Linked DNA regions of Homo sapiens: all the other regions are linked to region 1. The links are chromatin contacts, found by Hi-C or POLR2A ChIA-PET in ENCODE. All regions are on one chromosome and are shown on one strand. Each heading gives the region's core, a stretch centred on a gene start or an enhancer-like site at or near the end of the contact. The rest is flanking DNA. Distances are from core to core; before and after follow the strand shown. Region 1 has its middle 20 kb from the start of LINC01206. Region 2 overlaps PEX5L (peroxisomal biogenesis factor 5 like). Region 3 overlaps KLHL6 (kelch like family member 6).

Evidence for each region. A loop is a pair of places that touch in the nucleus more often than their neighbours do. ChIA-PET counts read pairs that join two places held with the same protein, here RNA polymerase II (POLR2A). Pooled maps may share reads with other maps.
Region 2: a loop to region 1 is called in a pooled map, with 5 times the contacts of the local background. The contact joins two enhancer-like sites. A Hi-C loop is called at or near these places in 2 of 37 single-sample maps with no recorded cell type and 2 of 50 pooled maps.
Region 3: a loop to region 1 is called in a pooled map, with 5 times the contacts of the local background. The contact joins two enhancer-like sites. A Hi-C loop is called at or near these places in 1 of 37 single-sample maps with no recorded cell type and 2 of 50 pooled maps. POLR2A ChIA-PET finds 5 or more read pairs at or near these places in 1 of 52 experiments (OCI-LY7).

The regions. Positions count from the first base shown.
Region 1 is chr3:181,930,671-181,933,712 of GRCh38, reverse strand. No RefSeq gene overlaps it. Among named protein-coding and RNA genes, the nearest start is that of LINC01206, 20 kb to the left of the region's middle. Within about 2 kb of position 1,437, at least 2 of the 41 ENCODE cell types and tissues checked have a DNase peak (open chromatin) inside an H3K27ac peak, as active enhancers do; they include OCI-LY7, where a contact is called at or near this core.
Region 2 is chr3:179,960,185-179,963,226 of GRCh38, reverse strand. All of the region lies in intron 2 of PEX5L (peroxisomal biogenesis factor 5 like), which reads left to right. All of the region lies in intron 1 of LOC124909463 (a long non-coding RNA gene), which reads right to left. Among named protein-coding and RNA genes, the nearest start is that of PEX5L-AS2, 64 kb to the right of the region's middle. RefSeq lists a silencer at 1,264-1,313. Within about 2 kb of position 1,631, at least 2 of the 41 ENCODE cell types and tissues checked have a DNase peak (open chromatin) inside an H3K27ac peak, as active enhancers do.
Region 3 is chr3:183,536,082-183,539,123 of GRCh38, reverse strand. All of the region lies in intron 1 of KLHL6 (kelch like family member 6), which reads left to right. Among named protein-coding and RNA genes, the nearest start is that of KLHL6-AS1, 11 kb to the left of the region's middle. Within about 2 kb of position 1,489, at least 10 of the 41 ENCODE cell types and tissues checked have a DNase peak (open chromatin) inside an H3K27ac peak, as active enhancers do; they include OCI-LY7, where a contact is called at or near this core.

The DNA.
Region 1 (3,042 bases), core at 188-2,687:
ATCAGTAGGGAAGCATTAAAGGTCAATTCAGAGGTCATTAAAATTATATTTTTAAATAACAAGAAATATTAGTATCTAATTCTGTGGTTGTTTGCAAGATTATTTCTTTGAAATTTAAATGGAACTTCCTTTATACTTATTCACGCTCACACACACACAAACAAGTGCACACACAGGTGTGAGAAGCCCAATCACTCCAGGATTAGCTGTTCCTCAGAAAGCTCAGTAATGATCTGAAATCTGAAGCCCTACTTGAACTTTTCTACTAATTCAGTAATTACTGCTGTGCCTGAAATTGGCCCCTTTCCTGCAATTACTCAACATGCACTTTCAGTTAAAGAGGTTAACACCTGAATTTAGATTCTAATTAGCATGTAAGGTAGAATTTTTTGTTTAAAGCTTATTAAAATGGGGACTTTTCCCAGTGTAAGATTTCACTAGTCTATGCAGGCAAACACATGTTTTATAGATCAGCTTCTGATTATCTTAAAAGCAACAAAGGTCGGAGGGGAAACCAAGATCAACGTATCACCATTTAAGACACTAACCTCAGAATAAATCAAATTCAGTCAATAACTGAAGTTGTCAGGCTGGCCACTGTCAATACAAGGACCAGTGTTTCCAAATCCGCATTTAAATAAATGACTTCTCTCAAAAAAGATACCAATAACTCGAGATAAAAGCAAATTAATAGTGGTATCGGCTTTCAGAGCTATCTCCAGTTCCTTCCCCCAGTTTTCCTAATTACTAATATTTAAAAATCGCAATACCAAAAACTCAGAATTACATGGGGACAGAAGGTCTTCAATTTCTCAGGAAACAATTAATGTGAGTTTAACTTCAACCACAGGTGTGTCTTCAAGCTATCTATGTATCCTCTGCCACATCCCTAAGAAGCAGTCGCCCAATTATTTCTTGGGCACCTCCAGCAATGGGAAGCTTACTACCTCCTAAAGCAGCTCATTTTATTACCAGACACACCGGAAACAATGGCTCTATAATTGATGGATTATAAACACACTGAATTTAGGGGCATTCTCATCATTCAGTTGACTCACACTGTTTTCAGTACATACACTGTTTATTTCTTTCCCATCTTGCACTTATGCAATTGACTTTTTTGAATCTAAGTTCAAGAACTTAGATTTTTCTCTTTGGAATTTTCCTCTACTTCAGCTTAACTCCTATTCAGCCAATCAAGATGATTTGTGTTGACTGTGCTCTCTGGTTTCTTGTCATCTACAAATATAATAAGCATCCTATCCTTTGTTCCCGTTCAAGGATAAACTTAATATATAAGGTCTCCCAGCTTCTAACTTGACTCAGCCAACACTTCAATACAGAAATGAAACCCTTGTGACTTCCTCGTTGGCTATTCTGAGAATCATGTTATATTCACCGGCAAATCAAGAAGAAAAACTTGAAACAATACTTGTGTCTTCAAAAACAAGGGCAAAAAGATCAAGGAGTGGGAAGTGGTAAAACCACTTGTATTAGTTTGCTGGGAACTGCCATAACAAAGTACCACAGACTAGGTGGCTTAAACAACAGACATTTATTTTGTTACTATTCTGGGGGCTAGAAGAACGAGATCATGGTGTCGGTACTTGGTTTCTTCTGAAGCCTGTCTCTCCTTGGCTTGTAAATGACTGTGTTCTCCCCATGATCTTCCCCCTGTGCTTGTCTGTGTCTTAATCTCTTCTCTTCTTAAAAGGACACAAGTCATATTAAAGTAGAGCCCACCCTAATAAACTCATTTCAACTTAATTACCTCTTTAAAGGCCCTATCTCCAAACAAAGTCACATTCTGAGGTACTGGTGGCTAGGACTTTAACATGTGAATTTCGGGGGAATACAAATCAGTCAGAACATCACTTAGGAGACATTTTCTCTCTATGTTCTCAGCCATAGATTGCATATACTCCAAATATCAGTTTCTCTAAATGTTCATGTTTTATCTCACTAAATGTGTAATCTTATTTACTTAATGCACGTTTATTTTTACCTTTTTTTTTTTTTTTTTTTGAGACAGTCTTGCTCTGTCGCCCAGGCTGGAATGTAATGGCATGATCTCAGCTCACTACAACCTCCACCTCCCGGGTTCAAGCGATTTTCGTGCCTCAGGCTTCCAAGTAGCTGGGATTACAGGCATGCACCACCACACCTGGCTAATTTTTGTATTTTTACTAGAGACGGTATTTCTCAATGTTGGCCAGGCTGGTCTAAAACTCCTGGCCTCAAGTGATCACCCTGCCTAGGTCTCCCAAAATGCTGGGATTACAGTTGTGAACCACCACGCCCAGCCTATTTTCACATCTTTTTAGGGCCTTATGCCTACATTTCAGAATGTGCCTTCAAACAGGTTGAGGCCTAAATATGAACCACAGTGTTTAAGCTTTTTAAATGCTGCTGCCATTTCATAAAAATTGCCCTTTGCTGATGGGCTCATTTGCTGTAATAAATCATACTATAATATAAGCTATAGAGTGCGTAAGTATGTAAATATGCATACATTTCTAAAGTTACAGCATACTGCTTATATTCCTGCCACTATATCCAATTTCTCTTTGAAAGAATACAATATGAATGTATAAATAGCCTCAGTTACCTAGAAGCAGGTGTAATTAAGGGAATTTGGTTATTTGACCTCCAGGGAGGTCAATTACATGCCATAGACTTTGACCCAAATATTCATATCCCCCAATGTGTTTCATTACAGTGGAACCCTATTTTTGTACGAAGAAAGCTTGAGACCCACAGAAGTAAGGCTGTGGGAACATGTTAGAAAAGTGGATGTTGCCGGACATGGTGCCGGATCACGCCTGTAATCCCAGCACTTGGAAGGCTGAGGCAGGTGGATCACCTGAGGTCAGGAGTTCAGGACCATCCTGACCAACATGGCGAAACCCCATCTCTACTAAAAATACAAAATTAGCCAGGCATAGTGGCACATGCCTGTAATCCCAGCTACTTGGGAGGCTGAGGCAGGAGAATCACTTGAACCCAGGAGGCAGAAGTTGTAGTGAACCGAGATCACGTCAT
Region 2 (3,042 bases), core at 382-2,881, 2.0 Mb after region 1:
TCTAGCATTGTTGAGTAACAAGCACACACCTAGCTCTCCTCTACCAGTCCATCTTCCCCAGTTTTCCAAGCAGTAATGCAACTAACTCACAGGGCTCAGTTAAAAACTGTAATCACCAAGAGAGACATCATGAGTCACCATCTCAAGTTCAACAAATATCTGAAATGCTATCAGGTATCTTTACTTTAAGATATTAATATTCAGCCTATGTTCATTACATGCAGCATAAAAGAAAAATACTAGACTTTCAAGCTGGAAAAATGTATTGCTGTTAAGTCATTTTCAAATAGCCCATGTTTTCTTTCTTTTTAATCTAATAGGGAGAAGTGCTGGCACAATGTTTAGTCAGTGAGAAAACAAATGCATAATTGAAATGACATGAGCTGACAGGTTGAGTGTAAAAATGATGTTATATATGAAAGTAACAGTCAGAGACAGTAGTACTTAAAATTAGACTCAGCCATTTGGTAGAGAAATTGAAAAGAAACCTATTCAGCCTTTTATTGTGGAAGGAGTGTTGCCGTACTTATTTATTTTTGCTGTTGATTTTTAAGTAGGTTCATCTGATCAAAATAAGAACTGTAAATATTAGATCTGGAAGGAATTTCAGAAGATAATCTAATCCAGTGGATTAAAAAATTAAAAATTCCATCCCATGGAACCCATTTCTAGTCACCTTAATAGGGGAAGGAGTGTGTATGATTATGGTGATAGCACTTAAGGAACAACTTAGGTGTATAGATAAACTTTGATGAAAAGATATTGTTCTAAGAAGCTTAATCATATTACTTGTTATAATCAAAATAAGTTAAGCAAGTCTTGGAGTAAAAAGGTAACTTGACTGGGTTCACCAGGTTACTTCACATCACAGGCAATATTTGAACTTGGGATCTGCAGCCTCTAGTCTTGAGTTCATTCAGCCACTCCTGTAACTGCCTTTCTAAATTATGATACTTCCTCTCCTTTCTTCCAAATGTCCCATGTTGGTAAGATAAGCATAGTAATCAAACCAGAATAGTCATTTGAGAAAAGTGTGTATTTCAAGTGCACAGCTAAAAGTCTATTTGTCTGATAGATTTTTATAAAAAGATGTTTATATTAGATACCTCCTAACTCTTCATAAAATGGTTCTCACAAACTTTGTGACATCTTCCCAGTATCCATCAGGGTATAGATATTAAAGATTTTTAAAGTAAACTTTGAAATCTCCTAAACTACTCTGGGATTAACAAAGTGTTTCCTCCCTGTTGACACAGATGGTTTTTCTACAGCTCATCTCTCAGGGCCTCTCCACCTGGTTCAGTTTATCATCTCCCCCTCAACTGGCCATGGTGATTGTGAACCGTATCGACAGTTCAGCTTTCAGGCCCATCCGTTTTGAAGTCAGCTGCCAGTGCTTTTGTCTAATGAACCATGCAGGTGAACTCGGTGATTACTGATTGAATCAGCGTCTATTGTCAGAAGGGCTTTGAAAACCAGTTGTGAGTGGAAATATTTGTCCCTCAATGATTTATGTTATAAATTCAATTTTATCACTTATAATAAAAATGACAAAGGATCAGGAAGACCATACAAAATATTTTTCTTATTTTCATATTTAAACAACAGGGAGAGTTTACAGAGTAAAGTTCCCTTTTTCTCTTCGACTTTGGACTGAGATGCCCACGCTCTGCCATTGCCCCGACCTTGTCATTCTGTGGTTGCGCTTTTACTTCTCTCCATCCAGACTTTACAGTGCATGTCTTTTCTTCTCTGCTCAGCACCACTCTCTGATCCCTGCCTCTGGAACGTGTCTCTTATTCTGACACTGCATATATAAGGTTTGACAGAAATGCAGTTCTTGCAAACCTGTTTTTTTTTTTATGCTCCATTGCTTTCTTCCTTTTCTCCAAAACAACTCTAGAATTCTGTCATTTCCATTTTTGGTTTAATTTTTCACATGGTTTACCCCCAGTTGAAATGGGTACCACTTCCTTCCTGTCTTGTGATCTAGGAAACACACACACACACACACACACACACACATACACATACACAAGTGATCATTCAATACAATTGTTATTTATTCCTCATCGTATTTTTTGGCCAAATGATCTCATTCTTGAAATATATGAATAAGTAACTTATTAAAGAAATGGAAATGGTGAGAGAATGTACCATCCAGGCTTTGTGCTGGATGTTCTGAATAGAAAAAACATTCATTCATCACTTTGTTTTCTAACAAAATTATCTCATTTGTATAATTTGTGAATAATTAACTAATTTTGTTGTAGAAAAACACTAAGCATAGAAGTTGTTTTCTTCCAGTCAAGGGTTGTTCAGTTATCACTTCCCTGCATTCTCAGCTTCTCTCTTTAAACTTTAAATGTGTCCCCAAAATTGACACATGAAATTTTATGAACTATTGGAGTAGTCCCTGAAAAAAATGAGCTATGTTGCATAAGTTGATGGATTTCATTAATCAAATCATTTACTACAAGATAAAACATATTGAGCTCATAAACAGGTTAGATATTGTTAAATTTTTAAGCTAAAAATGTAAAACCTTGTAAACTTTGCATTTTTTAAAAAAGGAAGCAACTTGTTTTTGTCTAGATGAATGAGCCATTTTAATTTTGCATCCAGACTCCAAGGAACTTGAGTTAAAATCATACCCTTGGATCAGGACTTTTATGAACAACAGTAGCAATACCCCATGGACCCCAACACTGCTTAGCTTACTGGTGAGCACCCAATACATAGTGAGAACTAATGTTTCCCACTGTCTCCCAAATAAAATGCAAACTCCTCCACTGGGCTTGCAGGCTGTCCATTGTCATCCAGCCCCTAACTACCTCATTGTGCTTATCTAATGCCCCCTCAACTTCATGCCCCATTCATACTGAACACCTTGAAGCATCGAGTGTTTGATGTTCTTCCTCCCTTCACACTTTGCTCTTGCTCTTCCTTCTGCCTATGTGTAAGAATATAACATATATCACAAATATTTTGGCATATCTGCTAGAAGTAGAGGATATAGATTGCAAGGAAGGAGACCTCCTC
Region 3 (3,042 bases), core at 240-2,739, 1.6 Mb before region 1:
TCTAGGGCAGAGGTTCTCAAAGTTTGCTTTGCAAAGGAATTATGAGTCGGAGCCAGGGACACCTAATTAAATACATACCTCCAGCCCTACTGCTAGAGATTTGGCTTTAGTAAGTCTAAGGTAGGTGGGGTACAGGATTCTGTATTCTGAATAAGCAACCCAAGGTTCTGATGCAGCTGGTTCAGGGAACACATTTTGAGATCCACCTCTTGAGGCTGGAGTATCTGAGGCCAAGGATGTAAGCAGGACTCCAGTATTGAGACAGGATCCATATGATAAAACTTAGGGGACAGCTTGAGCTCAGAAACAGGGCAGAGCTGAATGTTTAAGTGCTTCCCTTGGTTAGTATTGGCTCAGGTTTTGGTGCCTTGAACTAAGAAGTGCTGGGGACCATAGAGAGAGATGCCATGTCATGCTAGGTCACACTTGCATCTGCTGACTCCCTGCTTTCTTTGCAATGGAACCCCCTTTGATTGACTTCATTGTGTTTATATCCAATAATCCTTTCTTAACAATAGTGTTCATTGTGTAGTACATGCTGACTAGTTTAAAAAACTTTTAAACTGATTGTATACATATGGACATTGTATTCTTAAGTAGAATTTAACTCATTTTGCAACTGATGTTAAAGCCACCGCCACACAGAATATCTCAGTGAAACAGGGGAGTTCGTTCCTGGTATAAACGGGGAATGGTGAAGAAATAAGAGGAAGGACAGAACAGGGGGCAGACAGGTGGAGCCGGTGTAGGAGTGAGATAGTGGGAGTGATAGGTGTGGGTATTTGTTTATAGGGTTAGAATTAGGGTTACAGGAGGCAGGGAGTTCAGAGGTGTGGAGTTCTAGGGAAGGGGTCAGCTATAATGGAGTCGGGCTGGGTGAAATATTCTGAGTTGGTGAAGTTTAGGAACTACAGGAGCTTGTAGAGCTCATTGAAGTAGTGCAGGTACGTTGAATGTTCGAGTGTCCTCTTCAAGCTCTAGGCCCTGGACTCGGGAGTGTGATAGGAGTTCCCTAGTGGCGGTGGAGGGCCTCATCCTCCAGATATATTTGATAATTCTTGGAGGTACAGATTCCTGTCAAAAGCAAGTGCAAAGGGACTAGGAAGGACAAGTTGGTTGATTCATTCATTCACTCACTTTCCCTAGGGACCGTCCCTACTTGGTGGTGGCACTGCTCTGGCCCCTAGATACAGTGCTGAGCATGGCACACCCTCACTCAGCTGGCATTCTAGTGGGGTGACAATAATTAACAAATAGATAGGTAATCTAATTTCAGGATGTGCAGAGCTATGAAGAAAAATAAAGGAAGCGAAGAGGTGAGGGAGTGGCGATTTTAGATTAGGGGGAGTGTCGGGGAGAGCCTCTCTGAGAAGGCGATGTTTGGCAGAGACCTGAGGTGAGGAAGCCTGGTGGAGAATGGAGAGGCGTGTGGCCAGGCAGTGTTTGTGGCATGGCCTGACTTCATGCTGGGAGATTCTTGGGCCTGTGGATATTTTCATGACTGTTGTGGGAGACAAGCTTGCTGGGTCAGGCTCTATTTTGGGGTGGGCACTGACTCACCGCCCAAGTGTTGGGCAACTGGTATGCTGCTGTGAGATTGTTTCTGCTGTAAAATGAGGATCTTCCTAGCTACCTCTGTTTTACAACAATCTCATGAGAATTGGTCAGTGTCTTTCTAGAAAGTGTTTTTATTACACAATATCTTGCATGTATGCCACAGGATAAGTTGTCAGCAACCAACTCAGCTGTGTTCTCAGAGAGCAAAGTTTGGGCTGGTCCATTGAGCGCTGACACTGAGTTGATCCCCCGCAAAAGGCCTTGAACTCCTGCTGATTTTCTTGGTTTTCGTGCACTGCTGAGCTCCTGATTCAGAGCCTGAAGCCCTAGGTTCTGATTCCTACTCTATTGCTGACAACCCATGGGGACCAAGCTTTGTCTGAGTGTGTCCATGGATCTCCCAGAGGAGCAGCAGGAGGCCTGGGAGTATAGTCTATGAGGAATATGCAGATTTCCCCTTAGTTTCATCTTACCCATGTTCAGCATGGTGGCCATGGCCAGGGTAGTGTATTTAAGTGGCAGAAAATTCATGAAAATATTTCAAAGGGAGCAGAGAAATGCTGGGCCTTGGGGAGTCAAAGCTGGTTAAAAAGACCCCTGGAGAGAAGGACACTGTCTTGAGGGCACTTTCTTTCTCTCCCACGAACTGAGCTGAGATGTTTAGGCCGATTCGTGCACAGCGCTGGCCCTATGCTTGCTCTGGATGCATGGTCGACAGCAATGCAGCAAGTCAGACACGCAGTTACCTGATACGCACCCGGCCAAATGCTGAAGAGATAAGGGTTGTGAGTCAGTGTGGTGCTTGGTCCACTTACCCCTAAGTGTCTCCTACCAACCTTCCAAGATTCCTCTGATTTGGTCCAAAATACTTTCCCTGATTGAGTGCTGACGAGGTGCCAGGTATCGTGCTAACGCCTTGGTGTACTTCATCTTGCTTATTCTTCTGTGCAGCTCACTGAGGTGGGGACTATTATACCATTTTACAGATGAGGAAGCTGAGGTTCACTCACTTGCACTAAGTCACACAATGAGTGAGCATCAGAGGTCAGACTAGACACCAGTCCCTCCTCTGCCTGCCAACAGCCAGGTGGCTGCTCTTTTTCCCCTGCCCTCCCCAGGCTCCCGGAAGTCCCTTGGCTTGTGCACATGCAAACTCACACATACACAAAGCCAGATGTGCTGGAGAATTTACCTACTCCTGGATGGCCTGTAACCAAAGACAGTCAGTGTGGTCAGAGAGTATCACGGCCCTTGCCTCCTGGTGGGACAATTCAGAAGTGTCTTTTCCAGAGGTCCCTGCAGGATCAGGCTGAAGCCACTTTTTGCATGACTTTTGTCTTGCTGGGCTTCCTCCCCCCCTTGTCTTGCCCCCCTGTTCCCTTACGTCACTAGCAGAGGGGGTCTGCTTGCAGGGAATCCAGATGCCCGGTCAGACATGGGCTGAGCTGGGGCAGCATGTTATTAAGTGACTGTGATTCCAAACAA